Linked DNA regions of Mus musculus: region 1 is linked to region 2. A link is a loop called in an ENCODE intact Hi-C map of the cell type or tissue named here. Cell type or tissue: left cerebral cortex. All regions are shown on one strand. Links, peaks and the distances in the headings refer to the core of each region. The heading gives the core; the rest is flanking DNA.

The links. Hi-C counts contacts between places; a loop is a spot of excess contacts. Peaks named below come from ENCODE experiments on the same cell type or tissue, not always from the same donor. Only the 100,000 strongest peaks of a DNase experiment are listed, where the experiment ranks them.
Region 1: a loop joins it to region 2, with 5 times the contacts of the local background. A loop is called at or near these places in 1 of 42 quality-filtered maps.

Annotation. Positions count from the first base shown.
Region 1 is chr8:22,128,756-22,138,475 of GRCm38, forward strand. Nek3 (NIMA (never in mitosis gene a)-related expressed kinase 3) reads right to left here. Exons shown (of 16, transcript NM_011848.4): 12 at 4,238-4,340; 13 at 3,295-3,438; 14 at 2,451-2,582; 15 at 590-713; 16 at 1-35. Among named protein-coding and RNA genes, the nearest start is that of Nek5, 8.5 kb to the left of the region's middle. In left cerebral cortex, for the core only: no CTCF peak of the experiment used is centred there; DNase peaks (open chromatin) are centred at 5,503 and 7,917.
Region 2 is chr8:22,377,224-22,386,943 of GRCm38, forward strand. It overlaps Slc25a15 (solute carrier family 25 (mitochondrial carrier ornithine transporter), member 15), which reads right to left. Exons shown (of 7, transcript NM_181325.4): 4 at 5,984-6,121; 5 at 3,615-3,784; 6 at 2,061-2,219; 7 at 1-758. The coding sequence ends at 634. Among named protein-coding and RNA genes, the nearest start is that of Slc25a15, 17 kb to the right of the region's middle. In left cerebral cortex, for the core only: a CTCF peak has its summit at 5,820 (motif pointing right); DNase peaks (open chromatin) are centred at 3,917 and 5,827.

The DNA.
Region 1 (9,720 bases), core at 609-8,608, 250 kb before region 2:
CCCAATCAGGGTTTTCGTTATCTTCCTCAAAGTCCCTGGCGGGGGAAGGATAAAACAATTTGGATAATGAGCCTCTGTATTAGGGGCACGGTCTGTGCTTGCTAGTGAGTTCAATGAAGATTTCTTCCATACAATATTTAAGTTTTTGTAAATTCGGAATTCCATAAGGTAATCGAGTAGAGGGAAAAAAAATGTTCTAAAAAAAAGTGTCACTGTGGGTTTTTTTTTACCCTAATATATCATAAAATAAAAGCCAGATATAGCTATACAAGCACAAGCCCCAGCACTAGGAAGCAGATTCAGGGGGAGCCTGGTGCGCATGCCCACATCCCAGCACTAGGAAGCAGATTCAGGGGGAGCCTAAAGGTCTCAGAACTCAGAAACAAAAGAAGCCTTGGTGAAAGAATACTGTGTGCAGAATGCAGCCGGAAATTCATGATGAAATTTTAGTATTGTCCACCACACAGCAGCAGAGGTGCTGTTTAGGATAGAAAGTGGTATAGTTCTTACTAAATCTGAAATTATTGCAGTATGGTATGGCGTGTATTCCATTCCCCAATGAAAGCATTCTAGGTCTATTACAACGTACGTGTCTTCTTCATCCAGCCGAGGTTCAAATCTCTCTGGGTCTAACATGACAGAATCGAGATCACCGTCGACGCTGTCCGATGCCGTGTCTTCAGAAAGGGGACCTTTCAGGAATCCTTCTGCACCTTCAGGGGAACAGCAACAGAAAGTGTGGCAATTTACCTACTGAGCTTTAAATGAGGTCTCACTATCGCCAGGGCTGGTCTTGATCTCCAAATGTTAGGACTACAGCCCAGAGCCATAGTGCCTGATAGCCAATTTAAACAGTATTTACTCGGCATAATTTGGGTAGACAATAGACCCAGGAAGTATCAGAATGTGGATTAAGTTTTAAAGCAACTCTGTCTCCAAGAGGGTTATATGCACTAAAACCCTTTAAATGTAAGAAAGTAGCTTTCTTTTAATCATAATTTATACTAGCCACTCAAAACATTTTTCAATGAAAGAAATATAACTAAATTTCTTGCAATATCATTAAAACCTGCCATGCCATTACAGGCACTACTTGATATGATTTATCTCGGATTTTTAAGTAAGCAAGGAGATTTTTTGGTATTTGAATTGTCAAAGTTATGTGTATACACGTGCAACCCTTAAATGCAGTCCTCTGGCCTGAAGTTCTTTTTTTTTTTTGGTTTTCAAGACTATATTATAAATGGTCATTCAGGTTTAATGAAAATATATTTTAAAAATTAAATCCTGGCTGGGCAGTGTGGCACACACATGCCTTTAATTCCAGCGCTTGGGAGGCAAAGGCAGGTGGATTTCTGAGTTCTTGACTAGCCTGTTCTACAGAGTGAGTTCCAGGACAGCCAGAGCTACACAGAGAAACCCTGTCTCAGATGATAGTAGGTAGATAGAGACAGACACACAGACAGATCCTAGCTGACCTTCATTTTAAGGCTCTATTCCATATAACAAATTCAAAATAAATCTTGAGGTATTCCTACGACCAGTGTACATTTACATAGCAAAAATGGCTGTTCCGGGGCTACAGACACAGCTCATCATGCACAATAACAAGGGTCTGATCCCAGCACCCCTAGCAATCTTAAACGGATTCCTTTCTAACACGGTGACTGTTAAAATGAGAAATTGGGAAATAAAGTAGCTATAATGAGAAATTTTAAACACAGGTTAAGACTAGCCATAAATGATTCCAGAACACCTAAAAGTACAATTTGGGGAACTTTCGAGATTTGTGTGTGTGTGTGTGTGTGTGTGTGTGTGTGTGTGTGTGTGTGTTGTGTGTCCATACTTTATGTTTATACCATACATGTGCCTCCTGTGTACCAGAAAAGTACATTGGGTCAACTAGAACTGGACTTGCCCCATAGGCACTGGGGATCGAACCCCCGTCCTCTAAAACCCAGGGTGCTCATAGTGCTGCGGCATCTCTCCTGCCCCGGCTTTACACTGCAAAGTCACAGGGATCAGGGAAGAGAGAACGGGTCTATTATTTAATGTGTGCAGCTCCAGTCTTGCAAAGAATCTGGAGGCCAGTTGCACAATAGCATGCAGGAGTGTAAAGCTACCGAACTGCATACTCCAAGATCGGTAAGCCAAAGGACGCGGAGAGGCGGCTCAGCAGTTAGGAACACCCGCTGCTCTTCCGAGGATGATTGCATCCCAGCTCCCACGTGGTGGCTCACAACTACCTGTGACTCCGGATCCAGGGAATCTGACTCCCTCTCTGGCCTCCCTGGTACCTCACAATACATACACTCACTAACAAGGACATAGACACATAAATAAAAATCAATCTTTTTAAAGGTTACTGAGGTGGTCGATTTTATTCATATTTTACCGCATTTTTTAAAAATTCAAAGTATCGGTATGATTATATAACAGACAAACGTTACCTGGTCTATATATTGTGTATGTCTGAAATGCCTGACTGAGATCAGCGTCCTTCAGCATTGACAGCAAGGCCTCAGGGGGCTCTCTGACCCACTGCCTTCGGGCATTTTCTTCATACTTTATCACAGACCCACCTAGTCGTAAAGAGGGACATTAGTACCAGGTATAAAAAAAAAGATTTCCCAGCATCTATCTTTCACATTGTATTTCAAGCAAAGTTATGATTATATTTGACCCTCACTAAAAACCTAGTTCTCTCACCTACACGAGGAGTGCCAAATGTCTCTTGCAGAGTGATATAAACTCAAACCCTGGCATGGCTTTTCTATAGAGTGCTCTGTAGTCAAACAATAATATTCAGTCTGACTATGGTCTTCTGGCATAGCCACAGGCTCCAGAGTTTTGGATCTAGGATATTTTTTAAGAGTTAAATCTTGGAGCTGGAGAGATGGCTCAGTAGTTAAGAGCACGTGTTGCTCAATTATGAGGACCAGAGCTCAGCTCCTGTCACCCTCACTGGGAAGCTGACAAATGCCTGTAACTCTAGCTCTGAGGGCTCTGACACCCTCTTCTGGCTTCATACGCATATGCACGTATATTCCCATGGACAGACACATGCACAAATAAAATTAAAATGAATAAAAGTTAAGTCTGTGTTGAGCATATTACATATGCATATAAACAATGCAGCTGTGGTAACTCTTTACATGGCATTTATGTGGCCTTATGTACAACTGGTCTAGAGATTATTTAAGGTATGCAGACAGATGTGGGTGTTACACGCGTCTTACATGAGGCACCTAAGCATGCATGAACCAGACTCCCAGGGATGGTGCTGGTGCTAACCTCTGTCATCCTCTGCCGTGAAACTGGAGGTAAGGATAGATGCTTTCTCCAAAGCTTCGACATTGGAACTGGGACCGTGTCTCTCCCACCACGGCCTGTGAGGACTTGCCGGACTGGTATGCCTCCCGTGCTCCTGTGGGTTACCTGATTCTCAGATGCAGAAAAGGATCAAAGGTCAACAGCGCCACCCTGTTTATTCATCCACATGTGCACATGCGCTCTAACAAGGCAGAAGCATTTCTTGTAGCCCGAGTCCTGTACAGTCTTGGGAACAAAGGCAATAGCAACGATCCTGAGTGAGGTCATGTAAAGGACAGCTCAACTGAGAGTGAGCTGGCAGAGTGGATGCATTAAGACATGCGTAACACTAACCCTTTGCATGGCGTTCATAAGTCAAACTCCCAAGCACTCAAACACACAAAGTGTGCTGTACTCACGATGACTCTCACTGACACCTTCTCTCCCCCCCTACTCCCCTCTTACTGATTTGCAGGCTGAGGTCTTTACCTAGAGCCTCAGCACAAGAGCATGGACTCTTATTGCCAAACCACGCCACCAGCTCTTTATCTCTCTTTTCTAAATTGTATGTTATTAGGGAGGTATTTTGCCTGTCTATGTCTGCGTACAGACTGCGTGAGTGTTTGGTGCCCGTAGAGGCCAGAAGAAAGCATTGGATCCCCTGGAACTAGTGTTGCAGACAGCTGTGAACTCCTGCGTGGGTGCTGAATCGAATCCACAGAGCCATCTCTCCTGACCTTACTGTCTCTTTTTAGCAGCCGTCTGAAGTATTCTCTAAAATTAAATCCTAGGTGAGCAGAGAAATATCCACTTGCAAACTTGCTGAGGAAACCCAAGACACCCAAGACCAAGTAAGGGGAACACTGGCATTCACTCACAGTTCCAAACTCCCTACATAAGCCACGATTATAATTTATTAACTCACCTGGATTTCCTCTGGCTGCTCTTTCCAATGCATTCCCAGCTGGGGTTGTACCAGTGCTTTCCAATTCAGTATGGCTACACTTTCTACCACGTTCTTCCTCTTGCTTTATAAAAGATTTTAAATAGTGATCAAATAATGTCTTTGTTACTACAGAAATGTAAAAAATGTGTAATCAGCTATTTTAAGCATAAGTAAAAATTGATGCACTAAAAAGATGAAGTCATAGAAACCCAAATACAAGCATATTAATAATCATATACATATATGCATATGAATGTTTGTGCATATACTTGTATATTAATATCCATATATATCAGTAGCCATTACAGGATATATATGTGTGTGTGTATATATATATGTGTGTATGCATATATATATGTGTATATATATATGCATACACACATATATGCACATATATACACATATATACACACAGAGAGATATACACATATTTACATGTGTGTGTGTATGTGTGTGTGTGTATGTGTGTGTACACACACGCACACACACATATATAAACAGCAGAGATACTGGACTAGCTTCTTTTCTTTCATGGCTTCCCCCACTCCTTCCAGATCCTCCCTACCTTCTTACATATTTAACTTCGTGTTCTCTCTCTTAACTCTCTCTCCATCCAGCTCTGCCACTTGGGTAGCTACATTTTTAAAAGTAGCCAAACACATGCCGGGCGTGGTGATGCACGCCTTTAATCCCAGCACTTGGGAGGCAGAAGCAGGCGGATTTCTGAGTTCGAGGCCAGCCTGGTCTACAGAGTGAGTTCCAGGACAGCCAGGACTATACAGAGAAACCCGGTCTCAAAAAACCAAGAAAAACCAAAAAACCAAAAAAAAACAAAAACAAAAAACTAGCCAAACATTTATGTGCATCAGTGTGAATACTACTGAACTGTATACCCCAAAATTATTAAGATGAGGAGCCTGGAGAGAGATGACTCAGCAGTTTAAGAACACATACTGCTGAGAGAATGAACTCCAGCAAACTGTCCTTAGACCACCATACCAACACCACAGCACATGTGACCCCACCCCCAATAATTAAATAAATGTAATTAAACAAACTTTTAAAAGATATGTTGTTCCTTTGAGTACCTTTGAGTATTCATTCTGAAGGCCCTCCACTCCACCATATAAAACACTAACAGAAATTTGATTAAATCATACTTCTCTGAATGGTCTAAAGCCTTTACTTCGCCTTATAGTGACACACTGCGTGGGTGGTGCTAAATATGCACATATCCAGAGAGAGGATGGTCCCAGGCGTGGCTTCTCCGCTGCTGGCTGACTAGATAAGGAACAGGCTGCTGGCACACTTGAGTTTTCTTGTTCTTATGCAGTGGTTCTCAAAATTCTTTTTGAGAATTTTGAACACATCCAGGGTACACAAAACATCACTTCACAGTGATGGCTCAGCATGTGGTTGATTCCAAAACCCATCAGAATCTTGAAGCAGTTGTAGGGAGGGATGTTGAAAATCCTCAGCGGATGCTGACTGTCTAGGTAGGCTTAATCTCAACTTGACACAGTCTATAGTCATCTGGGGGGGAGGTTCAACTGGGGACTGCCCAGATGACAGTGGCCTGTGATGTATGGGGAGGAGGGCTGTCTTGATGATTAGTTGATGTAGGAGGCCCAACCCCCTGTTCTGGCACCTTTCTCAGGTAGCTGGGTCTGGGCTGTATAACAAAGCTCCTATGCACACCCGAGGAGCGGGCCACTGAGCAGCATCCTCTGTGGTCTTCTGTTTCCAGGATGGCTTACAGGACTCTCCCCCTGCCTCAGCCCTAAATCATTCGTTCTTCCCTATGCTCACAACTGTACCCTTTCATTCTGGGGGCCCTGGCCGAACTAACTGTCCACTCATGGTGACAGAGTCGGCTCTGGCCAGTGACCTTCTAGGGCACATGCCTGAGTGCCTCTCTAGGATGTCTGCACAATGATGAAACTACCAAAGAATGCATTTCTCAGAACATCTCCCCAGAATTAAGCAACACACACATGATTAACACCGTTTCCAAAGGCCAGGGTCAGAGGTCCTCTGCAAAGGGGACACAAACTCTTCAGATGAGTTGAACGTCTAAATTCTTACCATGGCACTGACTATAAGGTTACCCCACTCAATCAGATTACCAAAATTCACCAAACTATATGCTAAAAAGTGGGCAGATGTTATTATATGTAAAATATGCTTCCATAAATCTAAAATATAACATAGTGTAGCAATGAAATGATATTGTAATTTATGGCCTCTGGGTATTATGTTCTACTTACAGCAATATAAAACTGAGACATCACTTACCATCTAAAGTTCACAGACATTCTGGGAGTTTAATTACTAGTAAATCTCATGATGGAGTAATCAGCTGACAGTACATCTTCCCTCCCTGGGGTGGGCGGGAGTCTGATTATTGCACACGCTGGTCTTGGAAGCTGCTGTGACAAGCTACCTACATTGCTCACATACATTTTAATATTCTAAACAAGACCACTCTGCGGAGGCAATGCAACAGCATGGTGATACTCACACCAAGAGTCCCTAGAGGCGACTCCATCATAGCGCCCATCACAAGTGAAGCTTAACTCCTGGCTAGTCAGTATATAAACAGTAGCTAAAAGAATATTTTAGCCGGGCGTGGTGGTGCACACCTTTAATCCCAGCACTCGGGAGGCAGAGGCAGGCAGATTTCTGAGTTCGAGGCCAGCCTGGTCTACAAAGTGAGTTCCAGGACAACCAGGGATACACAGAGAAACCCTGTCTTGAACAAAGAAAAAATAAGAATGCCTTAAAGTGAAAGCAATTCTTTGAATTCACTTCAGTTCTTTGTGGGTTGACTGACACCGGGTTTCCCTTTGTAGCCCTGGCTGGCCTGGAACCCACTAAGTAAACCAGACTATCCAAGCACTTGGAGACCCACCTGCCCCACCTCTTTAGGCACGCATCACCACACCTGACGGTAAAGAGCTTTAAGCAGAAAGACAATCACAAAGAGATACAGAACACTTAAAGAATGCCAACTGGAAACTGTTTTTTAAAGAAAAAAAAATCATCTTAGTTAAGGTTTCTGTATTTGTGAGGACTAGAGAAAGAAGATGCGTTGTGGTTATAGTCCCCAATGAGTCCTTCTGAAAGACAGTCAAGGGCACAGCTCTTCCCTGAAGAAGTTGTAAGAACTAAGAGTTCATCACCAGACAGAACTGTCTGAGTCTTAAATAAATCATGGCAATTGTTGGTTTTGGAGTCTGTATTGGTAGTTACCTCCTGTTGTTATAGAAATAACCTGGCCTCCCAGTAAGGAATCAGTCCATACAGTCAGAGATTAATGAAATGAAGGGAAAGCTCTTTTTAATCTTGACTGTCTGGAATTTAGCTAACCCCCAAACAACATCGGGCCTTGAATAGATTTCAACAGCTTATATACACCTTAGGCTTGTGCATTTTACACTACTTTCATCCTTAAATCTCCTTCAGGTCCTAGCCCCAGGCTACACTTTAAACAGTTTACATATGCGAGAAGCAGGTGCGGCCGCATGGGCCAAAATGGCACCCTGGCCCATTGCCAGGCCCCGTGAAACCCACATGTTTACTGCCTTGCCCGAACATGCGCAGTGAAACTGCATGTGTAAGCTGCCTGCCAAGTTAGACTATTCCTCGTGATCCGGATCTGTCAGCCTATCTGTGACCTACTTGAGCTCATGCCTGGAGCATGTGATTGGATGAGGTGCTGTTGGAGCGAGATGAGGTCAGTTGCCATTACTGTATAAATATAGCCCTTGCCCTAAGTGAAAAAAGCTTTAAGTAAAGCTGCCTCAAGTAAAAAGCTGCAGAGGAAGCTGCAAGTAAAGTGGAAGCTGTGTGAACCCGTCTTGGTGTCTGTGTCGTTCTTGTCTCTGTGGCAAGCAGAGACTGTGCCAAGTGGTGGCCCATATGGGGAAATTTTGGTAAGCAGCGGTAAGTAAAGAAAGCATAGGCCTAATACCTAAACATGATAAAAGCAATCTACAGCAAACCAGTAGCCAACATCAAAGTAAATGGAGAGAAGCTGGAAGCAATCCCACTAAAATCAGGGACTAGACAAGGCTGCCCACTTTCTCCCTACCTTTTCAACATAGTACTTGAAGTATTAGCCAGAGCAATTCGACAACAAAAGGAGATCAAGGGGATACAAATTGGAAAAGAGGAAGTCAAAATATCACTTTTTGCAGATGATATGATAGTATATATAAGTGACCCTAAAAATTCCAACAGAGAACTCCTAAACCTGATAAACAGCTTCGGTGAAGTAGCTGGATATAAAATTAACTCAAACAAGTCAATGGCCTTTCTCTACACAAAGAATAAACAGGCTGAGAAAGAAATTAGGGAAACAACACCCTTCTCAATAGCCACAAATAATATAAAATATCTCGGCGTGACTCTAACGAAGGAAGTGAAAGATCTGTATGATAAAAACTTCAAGTCCCTGAAGAAAGAAATTAAAGAAGATCTCAGAAGATGGAAAGATCTCCCATGCTCATGGATTGGCAGGACCAACATTGTAAAAATGGCTATCTTGCCAAAAGCAATCTACAGATTCAATGCAATCCCCATTAAAATTCCAACTCAATTCTTCAACGAATTAGAAGGAGCAATTTGCAAATTCATCTGGAATAACAAAAAACCGAGGATAGCAAAAACTCTTCTCAAGGATAAAAGAACCTCTGGTGGAATCACCATGCCTGACCTAAAGCTTTACTACAGAGCAATTGTGATAAAAACTGCATGGTACTGGTATAGAGACAGACAAGTGGACCAATGGAATAGAATTGAAGACCCAGAAATGAACCCACACACCTATGGTCACTTGATCTTCGACAAGGGAGCCAAAACCATCCAGTGGAAGAAAGACAGCATTTTCAACAATTGGTGCTGGCACAACTGGTTGTTATCATGTAGAAGAATGCGAATCGATCCATACTTATCTCCTTGTACTAAGGTCAAATCTAAGTGGATCAAGGAACTTCACATAAAACCAGAGACACTGAAACTTATAGAGGAGAAAGTGGGGAAAAGCCTTGAAGATATGGGCACAGGGGAAAAATTCCTGAACAGAACAGCAATGGCTTGTGCTGTAAGATCGAGAATTGACAAATGGGACCTAATGAAACTCCAAAGTTTCTGCAAGGCAAAAGACACTGTCTATAAGACAAAAAAACCACCAACAGACTGGGAAAGGATCTTTACCTATCCTAAATCAGATAGGGGACTAATATCCAACATATATAAAGAACTCAAGAAGGTGGACCTCAGAAAATCAAATAACCCCCTTAAAAATGGGGCTCAGAACTGAACAAAGAATTCTCACCTGAGGAATACCGAATGGCAGAGAAGCACCTGAAAAAATGTTCAACATCCTTAATCATCAGGGAAATGCAAATCAAAACAACCCTGAGATTCCACCTCACACCAGTGAGAATGGCTAAGATCAA
Region 2 (9,720 bases), core at 990-8,989:
AAAAATCCAGGATGTCCACCCTGAAACTTCATCAAGAACGTAGAAGCCACACAACTATGCATATAGGTTTTCCTAAAAATATAGAGGGATATTTTAGCTTTAATATACCACAAAAAGTTTAAAAAAAAAAAAAAAGTTAGCCTCTTAGTGCACAGGCTCAGCAGCTTTTAGCAACAGCCTTCTAACTAGGATCATTTATAAGCAATCATCTACAACCATCTACCTAAAAATTGGTCACCATTTATAATTAAACCCAGAACAAAGTCTTGTTTTCCTGTGGTGACAGGGCCATCATAATTGCATGTGTACCACTGACTTCCACTGAATTTGTCCTGAAATGAAGGCAGTCTGCACGAGGCTGGTGCATAAGGCTAGTGTATAAGGCCACCAGTTCCCCTGTATACTCACTCTACCAAGGGTGGACTTTTCTGTTTGGGTTCAATAACAGGCAGAAATTATACTGTGTAGAATGGAGGACCGTCCACAAAAAATCCAAGACTTTGAATAGAAGAAGGGAAGACAAGTTCAAAGTTCCAGTGAATCACATAATTCTACATTGTTCTTGTACTCCCTGAAACCCTGAGTTGACCAGTCACTAAACGCCTGCCTTGAATCCAGGCACACCAGGACACTTCACCATGCTTCCAATTGGTTCATCATCAACTTCCTGCTGTACTCATAGGCCAAAAACAGTGCCCCGTTGGCAGGGAATGCGCGGATCATGGTGGGTTTCAGTCCAGAATACAAGGCTGTTATTCCTGGAAGGCAAAAGGGCGATCGAAAAATCGTGACAGCATTCTGGCACAGGGACACACACACACACACACACACACGTACACGTACACAGAAGAGACTGCGCCCACAAATTCAGACAACAGCACCAGAACCCACGAGATAAAAGGACTAGTTTACGTTCCCCTCAACAGACTACAGAAAGCTCTTTGGTACTTAAATAACAAATCGATTTCTAAGCCTGCAGGACTCCTGCAGTATAGACATGGCAAAGCAAAGGCCTAACATGGCCAGGTGGAGGCCACTGAGGAGCCAAGCGACTAGCAAGAGAACCCGAAGTGTGTTTCTAGTATTAGTCTGCTCAGCGTGGTCATGAGGGAGACTGAACTAGGGTGAGCCAGGCAAAAGTGGAGATGACAATTGGGAGTAGTGGTAATATACAAGGTTCCTGCATTTGATTTGGGACATGAGTTTAAGCATGTCTCCGTGTCTCTCTGTCGCTGTGTTCTCCCTCTCTTTAAACCAACGCACAGGTTCTTAAGCCAAGGCATTATTTTTTTTTTGCTGTTTTTCAGATAATGATGTTTTGACCATATACGTCATCTACTTCTTTTAAATTATTTCATTTTCAAGATTACAGTATAATTATATCTTCAGGTTCCAATATATCATTTCATATCTCTTTCTTTTCTTCAAATCTTCCCATAACCCTAGTTTTAAGATATCTAAATGGTGGATGCCAGAAAGACAGATCAGGTCTTTGGTTGCACAAAGTTGATGTCATATAAACATGACTTTAAAAGTCTGCATCCTCCTGCATAACTCTAAAAACTGATTCACGTTAAAAACTGCTTAGACCATTTCTCATCTCAGAAATGTTATTGCTAAAGATGCTCTATTACATTCTTTGCAATGAAATAGGAATGTAATACACTCATTGAGGTCTTTAAAAGCCTTGGTGATCCGGTCAGGGCTGTGCATGTTTAGTCTATGTAAATGAGGTGATGCTGCTGGCTTCAAAGCATCCTTCCCTCTAACACTAACAAAGTCTGCATCTTAAAATGCCCCCCCCCCACCAAGGTATTTAGAACACAAAGAATCCTGCCAGATACATGGCCCAAAAGTTAGAAAAAAAATTTTAAACATTTTTGAGAATAATGAAAATAAAAGCTAAAGCAAAAGGTTTGGAGATAGAAGGTGGACACATGAACACAGTACTAAGAAAAAGGCAGGAGGCAGGCAGGCAGGCAGGAAGGAAAGAGGAGGTCACAGGGCGGACTAACCCAGGTCACTGTGAACACACTCATCTCTGCACACATCAGACTCACCTTCATTCTTTACGATACTCAGGAAGGTCCTGACGAGTCCTGTCTGCTTTCCAGTCATAGAAAGAACTTGAATTCTAGATTTGATACAATCCACCGGATACACAGCAAGCCACAGGCAAATCCCACCAAATCCACCACTCAGCATCAATGGCACAGGACCTAGAGAGGGAGAGCAGCCAGTGGTCCTTTGTTTTAGGTGGTATTTCCAGAAGTACACGTAACACTTAAAAGGAGCACAACTTCTGTCTCAGAAGCCGTAGTCTCCCTGGGCCTCAGCAAAACCAGCTGCTCACTCAGTTGAGTATTGTGCCCCCCACCCCAACCTTGTCCTCCAGTTGGGGTTGGCCCACCTACAACCAACAGGTCTCACATCACAGGGATGCAGAAACAAGCCACTGAAATACAGTCAGGTCTTCCTCAAGTTTAACTCCCAATAGCCCCAAATCTCTCTCTACTATAACCAAAACAAAACTTTGTGCTGCTCCCTAAAAAACACAATTTTTTAGCAGGTTTTTAAAATGTACTTCATTGAACAGGTACAACTGGGGATGTTTGTCTCTGTGACAATGATGGACACTGATCAATCCCCTTCATCACCTGTTGGCCTTACCCTCAGAGCTAAGGTTCTTAAGGTAGAGACACAACTGTGAGTGAAGACTTAACAGTGAGGCATACAGTTTAACAGCAGAAATGTCCTTTAAGCTGTCCAACCAGTGTATCAAATACTAGTCTCATAAATGCTAGATGCCTCCTCCTCTTGTCGTTTTGGGAGTTGTTTTTCTGTTTAGTCTTGAATGTCCTTTTTTTCCTCGGGTAAGGCTAGTTGTGTCTCCCCAGGGAACACTGACAATTTCTGAAGCTACGTTGTTTGCTTGTTTTGATTTCTCTCTGGAGAGGGGTTGCCACATGTAGTGGAGAAATGGCCAGGAATGCCACTGAACACCTTGCATACGCAGGATAGCCCACCACAGCATCTTGGGAAATCCTGTCAGTTAAATGCCTGAGCGTAAGGAACACTGAGATCTCTCGGTAAGTATTTATTTAATGGATGGTGAATTTTAAAAGAAGTCTGAGAAGGGAACTTGTTTGTGACATGACGTCAGGAATAGAACTCGGTAGATAATCTTACTGAGATGTAACTGCAATGACCTCATTTAAAGATTAAGCCAATCTTTCAAATCAAGTTTTTAAAACAGTGAGATTATTGATAGCTGATTTCTCCATCGGGAAAATAATCTCTCTTTATTTCTTCCTCTAAAATGGACCCCGAGAGGTTACTACCACCCAGAAGGGGGAGGGACCACAGTAACAGTGTTAATGCCAGAGAAGAGGTTTGGGACACAAGGCTTCAGGGTTCATCTTCAGAAGTCTCCCTCAGGAGATGGTGGGAGCCAACACCTGCCACCAGTTCACTATGGGGCACCCAGAAACTCCCCAGTTCACTCTGGGGCACCCAGAAACTCCCCAAAAAGGAGTGAGCACCACCTACGGAAGCGAGCAACCCCAGGAGGCAGAGACCACTGAACCCTATGTCGTCAACGTGAATACACTTACCTAGTTCGTCTTTTGATCTCCCTGATGCGAAGAATGACCTGCTCAGTTCATAGCCACCAAAGAAGAAGAAGTAGCCTGGTACTTCTCGAAGTAAAGTGCTTGAGAGCCCATGGTAGAAGCCCAAGGGGCCGTCCTTCCTAAAGATCTCCTTCACAACTGACCAAACTGTACTGGGGAGACAAAGCAGGAGGCACGCTCAGAGCAGGCGGGAGAATGTGTGTGCATGCGATGAAGACAAAGCAGGAGGCACGCTCAGAGCAGGCGGGAGAATGTGTGTGCATGCGATGAGATTTTTGTATCCAGGATGACTCATGCAGCCAACTTTGCCGTAGCCGTGTGGGTGGCTTTCCTGAGACCCGCCTTTTCTTCAAAGGACACCTGTTAGACTTCTTGGTACTTTTGTTCAACAAACCAGCTGCTCACTTACTCAGGCCTAATCCAGCCTGGTAACCCGGTATACATTTCTCTTCAGTCACATTGACTGAGATGTAAGTAATAAGGAATTAAAATAAAGAGCCATTCAAGTCTGGCAGTAGATAAACCATGCAATATTTGCCCAGTATCTTCCTAATGCCCGGGAGGCTGATCTCCTAACCTAAAGTGTACTAGTTACTTGTTACAAAATATCTGACAAGATGCAAACTTAAGGGAGAAAGGGCTTAAATTCTGGCTCACAGTTCAGAGGGATACAGTCCACAGTGAGGGCAGCAGGAATATGGAGCAGTTGGTCACACATTGTCTGCAGTCAGAAAGCCAGGGTCAGTGACCACTGGTGGTGCAAAGTGGACTCTGTCCTTTTATGCAGTCTAGGACACAGGTGCAAGTAAGGGTACCACCTACTCTTTAGGTGAGTCTTCCTACCTCGGGTTAAATAAAGATAATCCCTCACAGATGTGTCCTTACCTCCTCGGTGATTCTAGATTCTGTCAAGTTGACACTCAACAGTGACCATCACACTATCTATCGATTGATCGATCGATCGATCTATTTACCTACCTACCTACCTACACAGGGAGAGAGAGAAAGAGAGAGTGAGTGAGTTACTTGAAGGCAAGACAAGAAACTTTCAGGGTCAAGTCATAGCCCTTGGGATCCCAGGAATACCCAGAACTGAGTCTCTCAAGCAGGAGGGGGAAGGGGTGACTGCCGAGAAACTCCCTTTTACAGAGAAGCCCTGCTCCTGGAGCAGCTTCAGTACCAGGCAGCCTGAGTCCACATCACCACAGTGTGCTGTGTAGTACGTTGTACCCACATGGAGAGCAAGCAGAAAGCCGCATGCTCCATATGAGCACTCCCTCTGTTCTTGGGTAGCAGGAGAGATGAAGCCTCATGTCCTGGAATGGCAAAGGCAATAAGGACCACCCCCTTCGGAGAGCTCTGTACGGCAGCCACAGCCATGCCCCTGCAACCGTGCCCCCACCTCAGTGTAAGCATACTAAGTGAATCCAGCTCAATACAGCTGCCAGTGAGCCTGCATCCAGGCCTGGGGTGGGGGGAGGTGTTAAAGTTCTACTTCTTACTCTAGGCATTGGCTACAGAGTTGCATCCGTTAGACTGTGAGCTGAATGTATTCACAGCCCCATAGGGAGGAGGTTCTAGCTCAGAAATGGCTCTTTAAAACATTGCAGGGAGACTCTCCGCCTGTGACTAGCACAGAGGGAACCAGTGACAGTGGTCAATTTGTGGACCACTTCACAGAAGATGTACAGACCTGGGGCAGCAGCGACACCCTTCACCCAATCTTCAACCCGATACGTCAAAATAAATAGGCAAGATTTGTGATTAACACCAGTGATAGTTTTTCTATTCTAGAGACGTCGTGTGGCATATATATCCTCATGGTAATGGGCAGGTGCTTTCGAGTCTATGCTGAGCAGTGCTCTGAGCACAGACACCAGATCTACTCACAAGGTGTTGATGAATACTTTCAGAACCTGAACCCTTAGCAAACACACGTGAAGGTTTGGCAAGGGTAAGATTGGCACCAGATTGTGGCGAATATTCATGTGGAATTAGAGGAAGGGCATCAAACACTCACCTCAGAATCTACAGCCACACTTACCTTTTCTCTCAGATCCAGTTCAAAGCTGTCTCCCAAATAAAGCCATGCCTTATACACTCAGGAGGGGAGGACAAAGTGGGTAATTCAGCTCCTTGCTGTCTGCATTTCTGCACTATTATATAACTGCCTAAGACGCCCTCCAGGGGGAGTCCACACACAAACAGTCTTTTCATAAAAGTGTCCCCTGCCGCCGTATTTTAGAATAGAGAAAGCTGTTTCTACACTTACTTACTTTTAACAATATAAGATAAAAAAACACGGTACCCGGAGATGAAGGACTTAACATCTATGAATGGACAGCACTTACTTCTGACTGGCCGCTATCTTTCCTGATGTCTCCATTTCATACATGGTCTGCAGCCGGCATTTCACAAGCTCCGTGGGGCAGAGAACCAGCGCGGCAAAGGCGGAGGCAAAGGAACCAGCAGCTGCATTCTGAAGGTCACTGAAAAGACAGAGAAGGCTCACCATCGGCTTACCCGCCCCTTCGGCTCTCAGCATACCGGAGACACCACGGGGATGTGAGAAGGGAATCTAGGTATGCTATCCCGTCTAGGAATCCCAAGACCCTGAGGCAGACAGCAGTATCCCGGTTCCATATGAGGAATGGCACTTAGAGGTCACATGTCTACAAAGCTGTATGTCAGGCATCAAACCCAGATCTGCCTGACTGCCACATTTGTGCTTATGTCCCACCCCCAATTCCTATACTGAGTACTAGAGTGTGATAGTATTTAAAGCAAGGTTGCTTGTAGGGGATGGGAGGAATATGTGACAGGATTTCTTGGTCTAGCCTTGGCTGTCCTAGAACTTTGTAAACCAGGCTGTCCTCCAATTTACACAGACCCACACTGCTTGTGTCTCCTGAGTGCTGGGATTGAAAGGGTGTGCCACCACCACCACCCGGCAAGCATGGGTTCTTAAGAGGCAGTTAGGAACAGCTGAGTTCCCGAGGATGAGGCCTTCATCTTGAGTTCAGTAGCCTAGAATCTTGTTCTCTCTGCCAAGTGGGGATACAGTGACAAGCCACGACTGAGGGCATGACAGTAGGAATTGAGCCTGCTGGCTTTGACTTTGCAGCCTTCAGAACTTTGTTTGTTTAAGCTTCCTAATGGATGGTGTTTTGTTTAGTAGCCCAAGCTAAGTCACATAAAGAAAACAATGAGGAGGGACCATAGGAGAGAGAAGGAAAGCACCTACAGCCCTACCACCCCAAATATATTCTATGCACACCTCTGTTTATCTGTGGCAATATTCCTTTGGGCCTAAATCCAGCCTGGAATAACCAGATATGTCAATAACCACCACAGATAAAAAGTCTACGTTTTTTGTGATCACAAAGATTTCCCAGTTCAGTTATGACCTCGGATAGGATTTGGCATGGCTTGCATATGCTACCCAACAGTTTCTATGGTGGAAGCTTGGTCCCTGGTGTCTGCTGGTTGAGGTGATGGATCCTTTAAGAGGTGGGGCCTACCCATGTAAACACCTAAACGTGACAAGCCATTGCCAATGCTATCGATTACGATCCAGAACCTGATGGTTGCTGAAGATGACACTTAGTATGTCATCAAACAAAGAAGTCAAGCTGGTGCCTCAGCAGCAGCTTCAGCTCTCTTGATTGGCATTCGTGGTACTAAACGATACTTTGCAAACTACTAAAGGAGAAACTCAGTCATCGAAATCTCCCAGCTACAAACCCTGAGACCTACCACAGTGAGACACCTACCAGACAGACAGACAGGGGCAATATCGGCATAGATGTTAAGGAAATAACCAGCTGTCGGGAAATCCTGCTGCTAAGGTCAAACACTGCCGCTACCAGACAGCCCCAAGCTTGGTACAAAAAGGTAGACTCCCTTTGTGAGCAGGGCTTCCTCTTTTCTGTGGGATGCCAGTCCCCACATTACCCACCTGAGATCCCTGGGGTGCCTCCCCATGATAATGAGGCAGCTCACTATCTTAGCTTTCAGCCAATGACCTGTGCCCTGGATATTCCCGCCTCCATTGGCTTAGGGGGAGGGAAACCTACATTGCAATCAAACCATTCCCAGTGACAGGCTACAATCCTCATAGATCAGAACTCACTCGGCCCTCCTCAGGGAAGCTGCTTGGAGTGGAAAGACAATGCATAGAAATTTGGAGCACTTAATCCTAAATTCGATGTCTCTATCAAACCCCTCCCCTCAAGACATCTTCGTGAAAGGGGAGGTGGCAAGACAGTAAGAGCCAGAGGGGATGGAAGGCTCCAAGGAAGCTGTGCCTTGCAAACCCAGGAGAACTGATGAATTGTAACCTCAGAGACTATGGCAGCATGCATGAGACTTGCACAGGTTCAAGCCAGATCAGGTCCCAGCACCAAGAAGCTATCACCCTCTGACACCTGGCAGCAAAGGACAAATTCTCCAGTGGCGTGTCCCCGGGTATATTCACCATCCTTCCCTGTTGTAGTTAGGCAACACAGAGTGAACTAAACGGCATTTCTGTAGACTTCGTTTTGCTCTGTTTGCCTCATTGATCTTTTGCTTGTTTATTTTGACGTTCATGGGTGGGGGGGTGTTTGTCTTATTTTGTTTTAAAGAGAGGAGAGAGGAAGAGAAAATGAATATAAAATTAGGTGCGTAGAGGGTTAAGAAGGATCTGGGAAGAATTAGGAGGGTGGGAAAACATGATCAAAACACCCTGTACAAGAAAACTTTCAATTAAAAGGAGGTGGGGCTTAGGGCTCTGCTATCCTTAGAGGGGACTAATATAGTTCTCACGGGACTGCGGTTAATTCCCACCAGAGCAGAGCTCCTTGGAATATCTGGTGATCTCTCCTCACACAGCCCCGCCATGATTCCATTGGCAATGCTGTCACATAGCCGGAAGACACCCTTGAAGACCCAAGCAGATGTCAGCCCCAAGCTCTTGTACCCCACAGACTACTGTGAGCTAAACTTGCTTTTCTTGCTTCCAACACTGGCCTTGATTTTCCGGGAGTCTCACCTCTGTGAGTCAAGCCACCAGCTGCTGTCCACATACTGAGCTGGTCTCTCTAACATTCCAGGCCTCAGGAGAGCAGGCTCACCATGGGGCTGTCAGAGTCAGGGCTGTTTGCTGGGTAGACTTCCTTTTGACCTTCGAGAATTAAGTCTACCGCCATGAACCAAGGAGAGTCAAACAGGCATTCGGATGGATGTCCTCGTGTAGAGGCTTCCATGATGTGAAGCATGTGTCTGTGCTACTTAGTACTCTCCTTCACAGCACTCCTTAGCGCTTAGTACTCTCCTTCACAGCACTCCTTAGCGCTTAGTACTCTCCTTCACAGCACTCCTTAGTGCTTAGTACTCTCCTTCACAGCACTCCTTAGCACTTAGTACTCTCCTTCACAGCACTCTTTAGTGCTTAGTACTCTCCTTCACAGCACTTCTTAGCGCTTAGTACTCTCCTTCACAGCACTCCTTAGCGCTTAGTACTCTCCTTCACAGCACTTCTTAGCACATTTATTAAAAGCTAAGGCTTCAAATGGTCTTTTGGCCAGCCTACAGACCATACTTGGCCTTCCTCAGGGACTCTCTCTCTCAACCTGCTGACAAGCAACTCTCAATTAGCATCATTACCTGGAATGTGCCAAGTTTGCTAGAAAAAAAGATATCAGTCGATAAACATGGAGGTCGACTCAACTTCAGGGTTTGGGATCAGTCCAGAATCTGAATGGACACAGAGCATCTTAGCGTGAACAGGAAGAGGCCAAATCAACTGTTTCTATGGACTCTGGCTTTCCCATAAACACTTTTATCTTCCAGTGCACAAAATAAGGCCCACAGACAGACCTTCGGCTCTGCATGTAAGATGCCGTTGTACAACTGGGATTGAAAGGGCATGCAGTGTGGGATGGGGTTTCCTAAGAATCTGCTGCAGATGTTTCTGTCTCTCTGGATATTTCTGCTGTGTTGGTCTGCTTATTTTGATTTCCACTTTCATGTTTTTGAGTGTGTGTGTGCTTCTCACTCTCTTCATTTGTTTGTTTTAAAGAGGAAAAAGGACCATAAAGTTGGTAGG